Regions from separate parts of the Homo sapiens genome. Here region 2 is linked to region 1. Evidence: chromatin loops called from intact Hi-C (ENCODE). Cell type or tissue: OCI-LY7. All regions are shown on one strand. Each heading gives the region's core, and the rest is flanking DNA. Links, peaks and the distances in the headings are about the cores only. Region 1 overlaps YLPM1 (YLP motif containing 1). Region 2 has its middle 3.0 kb from the start of VRTN.

Region 1 (5,380 bases), core at 107-5,106:
TCACACAGGAAGTTTACAAGTAAAGTTAGATCACTTAAGTGAGAGATTTCACTTTCAGTTTAAAATGTCTGAAATCATCCTTTACAGAGCTGACAAAAAAAAAAAAAAAGCTGAAATACCCACCAAGGTATCAGAAACCTTTCCCAACATAAGATTATTTTAAGTAACATGACACCACAAAAGATTTAAAATAAAACTCATATGATTTAAACCAGCAACTTTCTAAGAGAAGACAATGTTAATAAAATTAAAATAAAATGCTAGCAAATAATGGAATCCAAAATTAGTCCTCTGCATTTCCAGGACACCTCTTAACAAACTTAAAATATTTGTATTATCAAGGCATTTTCTACCCACACCAAATTTCTTCTTCAAGATACCTTGGGCTTCCTATACGATACTGCTTCTAATAGTAATGTAAGTGCAAGAATTTTGTTAAGTCCCACATTGGACTAGCAAAATCAATTATCAGCTGGCTGTCTCTATTACTCTTTTTGGTGCCAAATCTTTTTTCATTAATCTCCTTGCATGAAGGTTGTTATACCCATTTTCTAAAGTAGGAGCACTCTATGTTCATTCTCTAAGGTCACGTAATCTATATCTTCTGAAAATTGGCAGAGGCCGTTTCTGACTATGTTAACTCTTCCCCAGCTTCCCACCCTGCCCTGGTATAAGAGCACAGACATAAAGCCATGGCTGTAAGGTGAAAACACACATATGCAAAATTACCCATGATTCCAAGTGACTCACGGATAATCACCACTCATTTCATTGGCATTCTAACTACTGTCAGAACATCACAAGGTTAAGGACAACTGAAATAAAGCATCCTGCAGAAGAACATATCGGCCTCCATTTCATCTGAACTAGAGAACACATTATGGAAGTTTTGTTTTTGATAATAGGCATTGGGTGGCTTTAGAAAGTAGTAAATGAGTCTTTGTACAAACAATAATTCTATTTGGCTATTTTTGCGACATATCTTCACTCTACATAATAAAGGCTGCTGAGAAAGGTCAGTACACAGAAATGTATTGTAGGCCAATAAGCAATGAAAATAGCTTATTAAATACTACAAACAGCAGAAGTTATTTAATGTAGCAATTTATACATTCAATATTGACTTAATGAACTTAAAGTCACTTGCTTAAAAATTCAGATTTTCAGGGAAGATAAAAGTACAGAAAGTTGTTAGAATTTCCATTAAATTAGGGGTATTCAGTACTATAATATCAATTTGTTGAACCCAAAGTGATACTATTCAAATGCTAGTAACTATTAGCTCTATTCATACAGTCTTTAATGTAGGTCATAAAAGTAAAGGATTTTCATCTGTGGCCTGAAAGAGAATATTTCAAAATATTGAAGTCTTCAGTGAACACATTTACAAATTACTGAGTTGGATTACAAAATGCAAATTATGCTTGAGGAAGAAGGCTCTCTCATCTTCTTTCATGCTAAAAGATGACTTTTTTCTTTGCAGGATGAAAAAGGGAAGAGTCCCTTTTCTGTGTTTACATAGAAATAATATTTGGGTTTTATCTCTGTATGTTTCTGGGTTCCACCTGGTATTAACCACAAGAGAGGAAATTCTGTGCAGAAGGCCATGCTTTCCAGTAATGAACAATCTGGCAAGAACTTGAAAACCTGACAGGCTTAAAGGTTACATGCCAGAGTGCTCTGCATCTTTATACTCTTTCCCTGCAATCTTCATTTAAAAATCCACAATTCAAGTTCAAATGAAGGCAACAAGCTTGAGTTCCACAGAATACATCAGTTCTGTCTACCAGAATTCAAAGCCAGATCAGGAAAAAATAAAAACCTAACAGCATAAAGGCAGAAAGTGAAAAGAAGAAGGAAGGAAAGAAGAGAGGGAAGAACAGAGAGAGGATCAAAAAAAATTTTTAAATAAAGCATCATGTTACAGAATGGATATGCTCCAGGGAACTGATGAATATTTGAACTTGGTCAGTCTTCAAGACACAAAGATAGAGAAATCAGCTATAAAACAAAGATGAGTGTTTTGAACATCATTTGAACCCTGTGTTTTACAACATGTGCTACGGAATCATTGAGCCATATAATATTCAATGAAAAAAAGGTTTTGGGATGTTCAGCTAGCATTTAATTAGGACATACCATATTTAAAAAGCAATTAAAAATAAAATTAAGAAAACAAGAGAAAAGGGCCCATGCTGTATAGCCCATGAATCTCATCGGCTTTATCATGAAAGTTTATTGTTTTTAATCCTAGTACAATCAGCTACCAGTTACATACAGTAAAAAACAGAAACAGCCACAAAGCAATGATGATAGAGATAGTCTGTGACATTGTACAGTGGAGGAAATACTCTCTGTTGGAATCCTCCAGCAGACCCCCGCCTGGCTTCAGCAGTTAAGCTATCACTCCCTCCCTCCCCAAAACAGTTAAAAGAAAAATTAACGTCTTGCTTGGGTACAGCAAGATTCTAATACCTCTTGGGGACACTGGAGAACTTTAAAAAAAACTAAAGCAGTAGAAACAAAACAAGAACTGAAACGTGGAAGCAAGGTGACACACAAAGAAGCTCCGCGAGGCCTTGGCTTCAGACCACCTCAAAGCGAACCACCTGGAAAGAAAAGAAAAGGCTGTCACACCTGGAAAGAACAGGCAAAAAGTTCAGTAGCCCTTAGTATAACATCATTTCAGTCCTTCCCAAATCTATAGAATTCAAGTTTTTCTCAAGGTTTTTATTTTTATAAGTGAGCCAGCTTGCAGAAAATGGCTTCCTTTTCTAATAGTATTGTAAATGTTAACAACTAGTACATACTTACTCTTTCAGAACTATAAAATAACACAAGAAGAGAGCATTTTTAGCAAAATATGCTGTCTTCTTTATCTCAAACCCTTTGAAGCAACCACACAGTAGGCTATTTATATGACTGTGTACTCTTACCTTAGAGGAATAATGACTCCGTTCAAAAACTAAGTCTCATATATATTTGGTTCGATTGAGGGCTTTTTCAGCCAGGTGACCACTTTCATCTGTGATCTTCTCCCAATCAGTCTGTCCGACCACAAAACCTATGGCCCTTTTCCTATCTGCATCCTTCTTCTCTTCCAGGTCTGCCCATCTGACCTAAAAAGAACATAGCATTAGGCTGAGCTTTAGGAAAAATAAATATGCAAAGAGCCCCCTCCCTCTCTGGACAGTCTAAGGGGTAGAATGACTCATTTGAAACCGCAAGTTTAAAAAATTAAAAACTAACCCAGGAAAACTGGGAAAAGCCATATATTTTAAGTCACAAAGAGAAAACTCTCTGGACAATCCAAGTCCTAACCATTCCAGCTCCTGAACAGTTCAGCTCAATCCTGTCCTCTCTTTCTCCTCTGCCATTCCTTTTTATTTAATAATTCACTGACCTCATTTTTTTTTCACCTGAAAGCAAAGCACTAATCTCTACCTAGTCTTCCTGTCTGTACTCACCCGCTCCAGATTCATGCTGCCAGAGTGATCTTCCTAAAACACACAGTTGTGATTCATTTGCTTTAACTCCTTCCCCTACCTACCAGGCAAAGTCCAAGAACTCAGGTCCCTCTTGATCTGGCCCCAACTACACTTTCCTGCAACATCTCTGGCCAGTGCCTATGGCATTTTATACAAACAATACAGACTTCCTTCTAGCACTCAGAGCGCATCGCACCATTTCATGTCTCTATAACTCTGCATATATGTACTAGTCATTCTTCCTGAAATGTCTTTTCCCTAACCTTATCCACTTGGCATGAGTCTAGTCATCCTTCCCTGACTTACCCCTTTTTCCTTTGCCAATCAAATAATCACTGCTTTCCACAGTTAACTTCCGGATTTTGATATGTCTGCTTTTGAACTTCCACACCGTAGTATAATTATCCACTTACAGATCTGTCTTCCCTAACAGACTATCAACACCCTAGATCAATAACTGAATTTTATTTATCTCTACACAAAAATATTTCTTGAAATTTAATCTTAGAGAAAACAGTAAGCTGGTATTATTACTTTCATTCATGAGATAAAGAGACCAAGAAACAGACTCAACTGATATAATTCATGGCAAGATTACAACTACAAATATATGGATCAGGGATATTTCCTATTGGTATTCTGATTTTTAATATATATATATTCTTACATATTATGCTTTTTAAAAATTTTTGTAATTTTTTTTTTTTTTTTTAGAGTCAGAGTCTCACTATGTTGCCCAGGCTGGTCTCAAACTGCTGGACTCAAGCAATCCTCCTGCCTTGGCCGCCCAAAGTGCTAGGATTACAAGCATGAGCCACCATGCCCAGCCACATATTATGTTAATATGTTTTTAAAAGTATATGGAGATATACATATTCTGTAAAAGTTCAGATTCTTAAAAAGAAACTATGAATCTGTTGCTTGCACTACACAGTATCAAAGACTGCAGAGAATGTATTTTAAACATGGCTTGTGATTTATTATCTGTGACAAGGAGAGAGAACCAGAGCATGGAAACACCATGCTCTTTACACTGAACCTGGGAATGCATTATTGCTCTAATGTACACTAATTACCATTTGCATGACTAGCAATGAAATAACTAGGCTTTTAACAGTATCACCTGGTCAAAGGGAGGAGCCAAAGTAATAGCAGTGGGAAGAAACTGGTAACATCTGACTTTCCAGAAAGTAGGTTTTTAGTGTATAGAAAACCTATGGCTCAATGTCTTTCATGGGCTTTAGTAAGAAGCCTAATAAATAATGTGGGCTTCAATATAGAAAAATCTTTGGGCATTCTGCTCATCAATGCTGAAGTACCTATTTTGATTAATTCATATATACAGCCAGGCACAGTGGCTTACACCTATAACTCCAGCACTTTGGGAGGCCGAGGCCGGCAGATCACGTCAGCCTAGGTGTTCAAGACCAGCCTGGGCAACAAGGCGAAACCGTGTCTCTACTAAAAATACAAAAATTAGCTGGGCATGGTGTGTGGTGGGTGCCTGAAATCCTAGCTACTAGGGAGGATGAGGTGGGAGAATTGTTTGAGCCTGGGAGGCAGAAGTGGCAGTGAGCCAAGATCACACCACTGTACTCCAGCCTGGGTGACAGAGAGACCCTACCTCAATAATAATTAATTAATTAAATTTAATTCATGTATATTCTCTCAGCTCCACCTGGATCAAGGATACACATTTTAGCGAAAGATCATTACGAACTAAGTCTTGGGCATTTATGTGAAAACACAATACTGTGCTCAGGATGCCGTGGGAATGGATTTAAATTTGCTGTGGGCTGGTTACTTTTTCTTTGTTCAGTGGCCACAGTTTGCCCCTTATATGGTAAGGCTCATTGAATAAAGAAAAAGTAAACAGCCCACAGCAAATTTAA
Region 2 (5,380 bases), core at 270-5,269, 490 kb after region 1:
CAAAGCTGGGGCCCAGAAACTAGCTATGGATAATTGCTTAAGAGAAATACCTTGAGGCTCTCTGAACCCTCAAAATGCATCTCTTTGTGAGGCAGCTCTCACCAACCCCAGTCCTGTAAGACAGGCAGAACCAGGCAGACTGGAGAGCTACTCACGGCCCCATCATGGGGCAGTCTCCCTTCCCATCCAGGAAGGCCCCACTTTCTCTAAAGGCTGCATCTCCACCATTCTCTGAGCATCCCCCAGGCTTGGGGCTCAACACCTCTCATTCCCAAAGCAAGCCTGGGCCAGAGCTGCATCTGTTAGGAGCCAGGGGGCCTATCCCAGGGCACCTAACTTACTGAGCCCCACTGAAAGGTGGGGGCACGCAGTACCTGCAGCTTCGGTCCCTCCCCCATGGCTCACCTAGGGCCCAGGGGCCTCAAATAATCCCAGGAGGAACCAGTCCAGCCCCTGCTGATGGGGGAGGTGAAGGCCTCAGGATTGCAGCCTTGGTGGCAGCTTCCCCCCAAGGGGCTTTCCAGCCTGGCTTTAACCCTTTGGAGTGCTGTAGCTAACTGCTTCTTTCCAATTCCACCCACAGCTCCTCCGTGCTGTCTCTCCCCTGACAACCACTGTAAAATGCCCCCATGCATCCATTATGCTCCAGCTCCACTATTATCATTTTCTCCTCTCTCAATCACAGCTCCACAGTTATCACCAAAAGCAAAAATCCTTCACAAAACACCCTTTCCCAGGGGCACTGGAAGAAGAGCCGCCACACTTGAACTCAAGTCCAGTTCCTGCATCTTAATCACACCCGCCCCACCCACCAGGAATGGCAGTGGCCTGAGGCTGTGGCTTAGCGGGTGTCTTGGACTTGGGTTTGAATGCCAATCCTGCCCCTTACTAGAATGTGGCCTTGGGCAAATTGTTTAACCCCTCCCAGCCTGACTTTGTGGTTAATGGGGTATAGCATCTACCCCAGAGAGTCATTGGATAAATTCCACGAGATGATAAAATTTAAAACATTTAGAACTCTGCTTGGTACAAAGAAAGTGTATTCTAGTTCTCAGCCTTTCCAGTTAATTTGAAATTATGTTTAAATTCTTAATATAAATATGCTGTATTTTTAAAGTTTTGGAGAATAGTGGTTATCTCATAGGAGGAGATGGAATTACGAAATACCTTTTCTTTCCACACTATGTTCTCTCTGTGCTGTTTGACATTTTATAAAAAACGTCTGCATTACTTGCTATCATTTTAAAAACCAATGAAGATAATTTAAAAATTTTTAAAAGGCTAATGGAATCTTTCAAAGTGTTTTTTAAAAAGAAAGTAGTGAAAAAACAAAAAGGTTTGTTGGCTTTTCCATTACAAAAGTAAGAGTGTTATTTAAGAATAATTGGGAAATTTTTTTAAAGTAAAGTAAAGGGAAGAAAAATTACCTATAATCCCATTATCTAAAGACAGCTATTGTTAACATCTCAGTATATTTTGTTCTAATCCAGTTCTTTTTTCTTAGAATTACACAAGTTAAGCATTCTCTTTACAAAAGATTGAAATAATACAGAATAAAATGGCCAGGCGTGGTAGTGCATGCCTATAGTCCCAGCTACTCGGAAGGCTGGGGCCAGAGGATTGCTTGAGTCCACAAGGTAGAAGCTGCAGTGAGCTATGATGGCACTGTTGCACCACTACACTCCAGCCTGGGTGACAGAGTGAGATCCTGTCTTAAAAAAAGAAAAAAAAAGAGTAGGTAAGCAAGTCCTTGTTCCACACCCAACACATTCTCCTCACTAAACCTGCCAGTCCTTTTGCTGTGCATTTTCATCTTTCTTTTCTTTTCTTTTCTTTTTTTGACACAGGGTTTCACTCTGTTGCTGCTGGGGTGAGATGGTGGGATCATAGCTCACTGCAGCCTCAAACTCCGAGCTCGAGTGATCCTGCCACCTCAGCCTCCCGAGGAGCTGGGACAACAGGCACACGCCACCATGCCCAGATAAATTTTTTTTTTTTTTAATAGAAACAGGGTCTCCCTATGTTGCCCAGACTGGTCTCAAACTCCTGGGCTCAAATCCTCCTGCCTTAGCCTCCCAAAGTGCTGGGATTACAGGTGCAAGCCACCGTACCCAGCCCATTTTCATCTTTTTATGTGCATATATACGTGTTTATTTTTCTAGTTTCTCTATGGGTATTTTCCTTGCTTTTCTTTTTCTTTTTTTTTTTTTTTTGGAGATGGAGTCTTGCTGTTGTTGCCCAGGCTGGAGTGCAGTGGCACAATCTCGGCTCACCTCAACCTCCAACTCCCAGGTTCAAGTGATTCTCCTGCCTAAGCCTCCCCAGTAGCTGGGATTACAGGCCCCTGCCACCACACCCAGCTAATTTTTGTATTTTTAGTAGAGACAGGGTTTCGCCATGTTGGCCGGGGTGGTCTCGAACTCCTGACCACAGGTGATCCACCCACTTTGGCCTCCCAAAGTGCTGGGATTACAGATGTGAGCGACCATGCCTGGCCAAGGATATTTTTGTTTTATGTTAAGCTATTTTAAAAACATTTTTGACTAAGTAATAATAGGCAGGGTGCAACTGGGTGTTTCACCAACATGGTGAAACCTTGTCTCTACTAGAAATATAAAAATTAGCCGGGCATGGTGGCAGGTGCCCATAATCCCAGCTACTCGGGAGGCTGAGGCAGGAGAATTGCTTGTACCTGGGAGACAGAGGTTGCAGTGAGCTGAGATTGTGCCACTGCACTCCAGCCTGGGCGATAGAGTGAAACTCCATCTCAAAAAAAAAAAAAAAAAAAAAAATAGGCAGGGTGCAGTGGCTCATGTCTGTAATCCCAGCACGTTGGGAGGCCAAGGCAGAAGGATCAGTTGAGCCCAGGAGTTCGAGACCAGCCTGGGCAAACACACCAAGCTCCCATCTCTGCAAAAATTTAAAAATTGGCCAGGCATGGTGGTATGAACCTGTGATCCTACTTACTCAGGGCTGAGGCAGGAGGATCAATAAGCCCAGGAGGTGAAGGCTGCAGTGAGCCAAGGTTGTACCACTGCACTTCAGCTTGAGCAACAGAGCAAGACCTTGTCTCAAAAAAATAAATGAAAAATAAAAATAAAAATTTTACAAAAAGATCAGGATTCAAATTTCAGCTCTTTTCTCTACTACAGTTTCTCTCTCCAGAAGCAGCCAGTATTGTTTCTAGTGCATCACTCCAGAGATGGGTTATGTATAAACAAGCAAGTATCAGAGACAGAGCTTTTTTCCTTTCTTTAAAGCACAAATGGTAGTCTACTATACACTCTTATGCACCTTGCTTTTTTCACTTCATTTTTTTATCCAGAGCCACTACTGTCCAATGAAATTTAAAGAGGGTTACACACATATTTTTACATTTTTCTTTTTTTCATTTTTTTTTTTTTTAGTCAGAGTCTCCATCTGTTGCTCAGGCTGGAGTGCAGTGCCGCGATCTCAGCTCACTGCAACCTCTGCCTCCCAGGTTCAAGTGATTCTCCTGCCTCAGCCTCCTGAGTAGCTGGGATTACAGATGCCCACCACCACGCCCCTGCTAATTTTTTTGTATTTTTAGTAGAGACAGGGTTTTACCATGTGGCCAGGCTGGTTTCGAACTCCTGACCTCAAGTGATCCGCCCACCTCAGCCTTCCAAAGTGCTAGGATTACAGGTGTGAGCCACCATGCCCAGCCACTTTTACATTTTCCAGTGAACACTTTTTTTTTTTTTTTTTTTGAGACAGTCTTGCTCTGTCACCCAGGCTGGAGTACACTGGCATGATCACGGCTCACTGCAGCCTTGACCTTGATCAAGCAATCCTCTCACCTCAGCTTCTCCAACTGGCTGGGACCATAGCTGGGCACCACCATATCTGGCTAATTTTTTTTTTTTTTTTTGTAGAAAGCAGAGTCTTGTTATGCTGTCCAGGCTGGTTTTGAACTCCTGCGTTCAAGTGATCCTCCCCCTTTGGCCTCCCCAAATGCTAGGATTATAGGCATTAGCTACCATGCCCAGCCGGTAAACACATTTTTTAAAGTTAAAAGGAGGCCAGGCGTGGTGGCTCACACCTGCAATCCCAGCACTTTGGGAGGCTGAGGCAGGTGGATTACTTGAGGTCAGGAGTTCGAGACCAGCCTGGCCCACATGGTGAAACCCCCGCATCTACAAAAATACAAAAAAATAAGCCGGGCATGGTGGCGCACACCTGTAATCCCAGCTACTCGGGAGGCTGAGACAGGAGAATCACTTGAACCCGGGAGGCGGAGGTTGCAGTGAGCCGAGATCACGCCACTGTACTCCAGCCTGGTGACAGAGTGAGACTCCGTCTTAAAAAAAAAAATTAATGCGATGTATGTTTTACATTCCTTTTTTGTACCAAGTCTTCAAAATCTGGTGTGTATTTTACACTTAAAGCACATCTCAATTGGGATTAGCCACATTTCAGATACTCCACAGCCACATGTGGCTGGTGGCTTCTATTTTAGCCGAGATAGCATGAACTCCATTTAATGCATGGGCGTGATTTATGGATCCAGTCTTCTACTGATGAACATTAAGGTCATTTCCATCTTTTGCTGATTGAACCATGCTACGGTGGGTAAGCCTGTACATGCATAATTTTCCACATGTACAAGTATAGCCGTACCTTCAAATTGTATGTGTAATAGTAATTTGTATAGATCTTGCAAATTTCCCCACTTAGAAGTTATACCAGGCCAGTCAGGCACGGTGGCTCACGCCTGTAATCCCAGCCCTTTGGGAGGCTGAGGCGGATGGATCACCAAGGTCAGGAGTTTGAGACCAGCCTGGCCAACATGGTGAAACCCTGTCTCTACTAAAACTACAAAAATCAGCTGGGTATGGTGGCATGTGCCTGTAATCCCAGCTACTCAGGAGATTGAGGCAGGAGAATCGCTTGAACCTGGAAGGTAGAGTTTGCAGTTAGCCAAGGTCGCAGCACTGCACTCCAGCCTGGCCACAGAGCAAGACTCTGTCTCAAAAAAAAAAAGTTGTATCAATTTACTTTCCCGAAAACAGTATGAGAGTACAATTTCTCCACCCTGCCAGTATAATGTGTTATCAGAAAAAGTGTTTTATAATCTTTGTCAATCTAATAGGTGAAAAATTATTCCCTCAGTATAGTTTTTTTGTTTTTCTCAGTATAGTTTTAATTTACATTTTTAAATTATGATGAAAGAGCATTTTTCATATATGTAAGAGCCTTTTAGACTGGCGTGGTGGCTCACACCTGTAATCCTAGAACTTTGGGAGGTCAAGGCAGGAGGACTTGAGCCCAGGAGTTCAACACCAGCTTGAGCAACACAGTGAGACCTTGTCTCCACAAAAGTAAAAAAGAAAAAGTTAGCCCTGTGTGGTGTCATGCG

What was found. A loop is a pair of places that touch in the nucleus more often than their neighbours do. Peaks named below come from ENCODE experiments on the same cell type or tissue, not always from the same donor. Only the 100,000 strongest peaks of a DNase experiment are listed, where the experiment ranks them.
Region 2: it touches region 1 in a loop (3-fold over the local background); 1 of 110 quality-filtered maps calls a loop at or near these places.

The regions. Positions count from the first base shown.
Region 1 is chr14:74,833,004-74,838,383 of GRCh38, reverse strand. YLPM1 (YLP motif containing 1) reads right to left here. Exons shown (of 21, transcript NM_019589.3): 20 at 2,937-3,119; 21 at 1,066-2,609. The coding sequence ends at 2,973. Among named protein-coding and RNA genes, the nearest start is that of PROX2, 40 kb to the left of the region's middle. In OCI-LY7, for the core only: no CTCF peak of the experiment used is centred there; DNase peaks (open chromatin) are centred at 1,563 and 2,573; H3K27ac peaks cover 360 bases.
Region 2 is chr14:74,342,759-74,348,138 of GRCh38, reverse strand. It overlaps a transcript of VRTN not described here. Among named protein-coding and RNA genes, the nearest start is that of VRTN, 3.0 kb to the left of the region's middle. In OCI-LY7, for the core only: no CTCF peak of the experiment used is centred there; no DNase peak of the experiment used is centred there.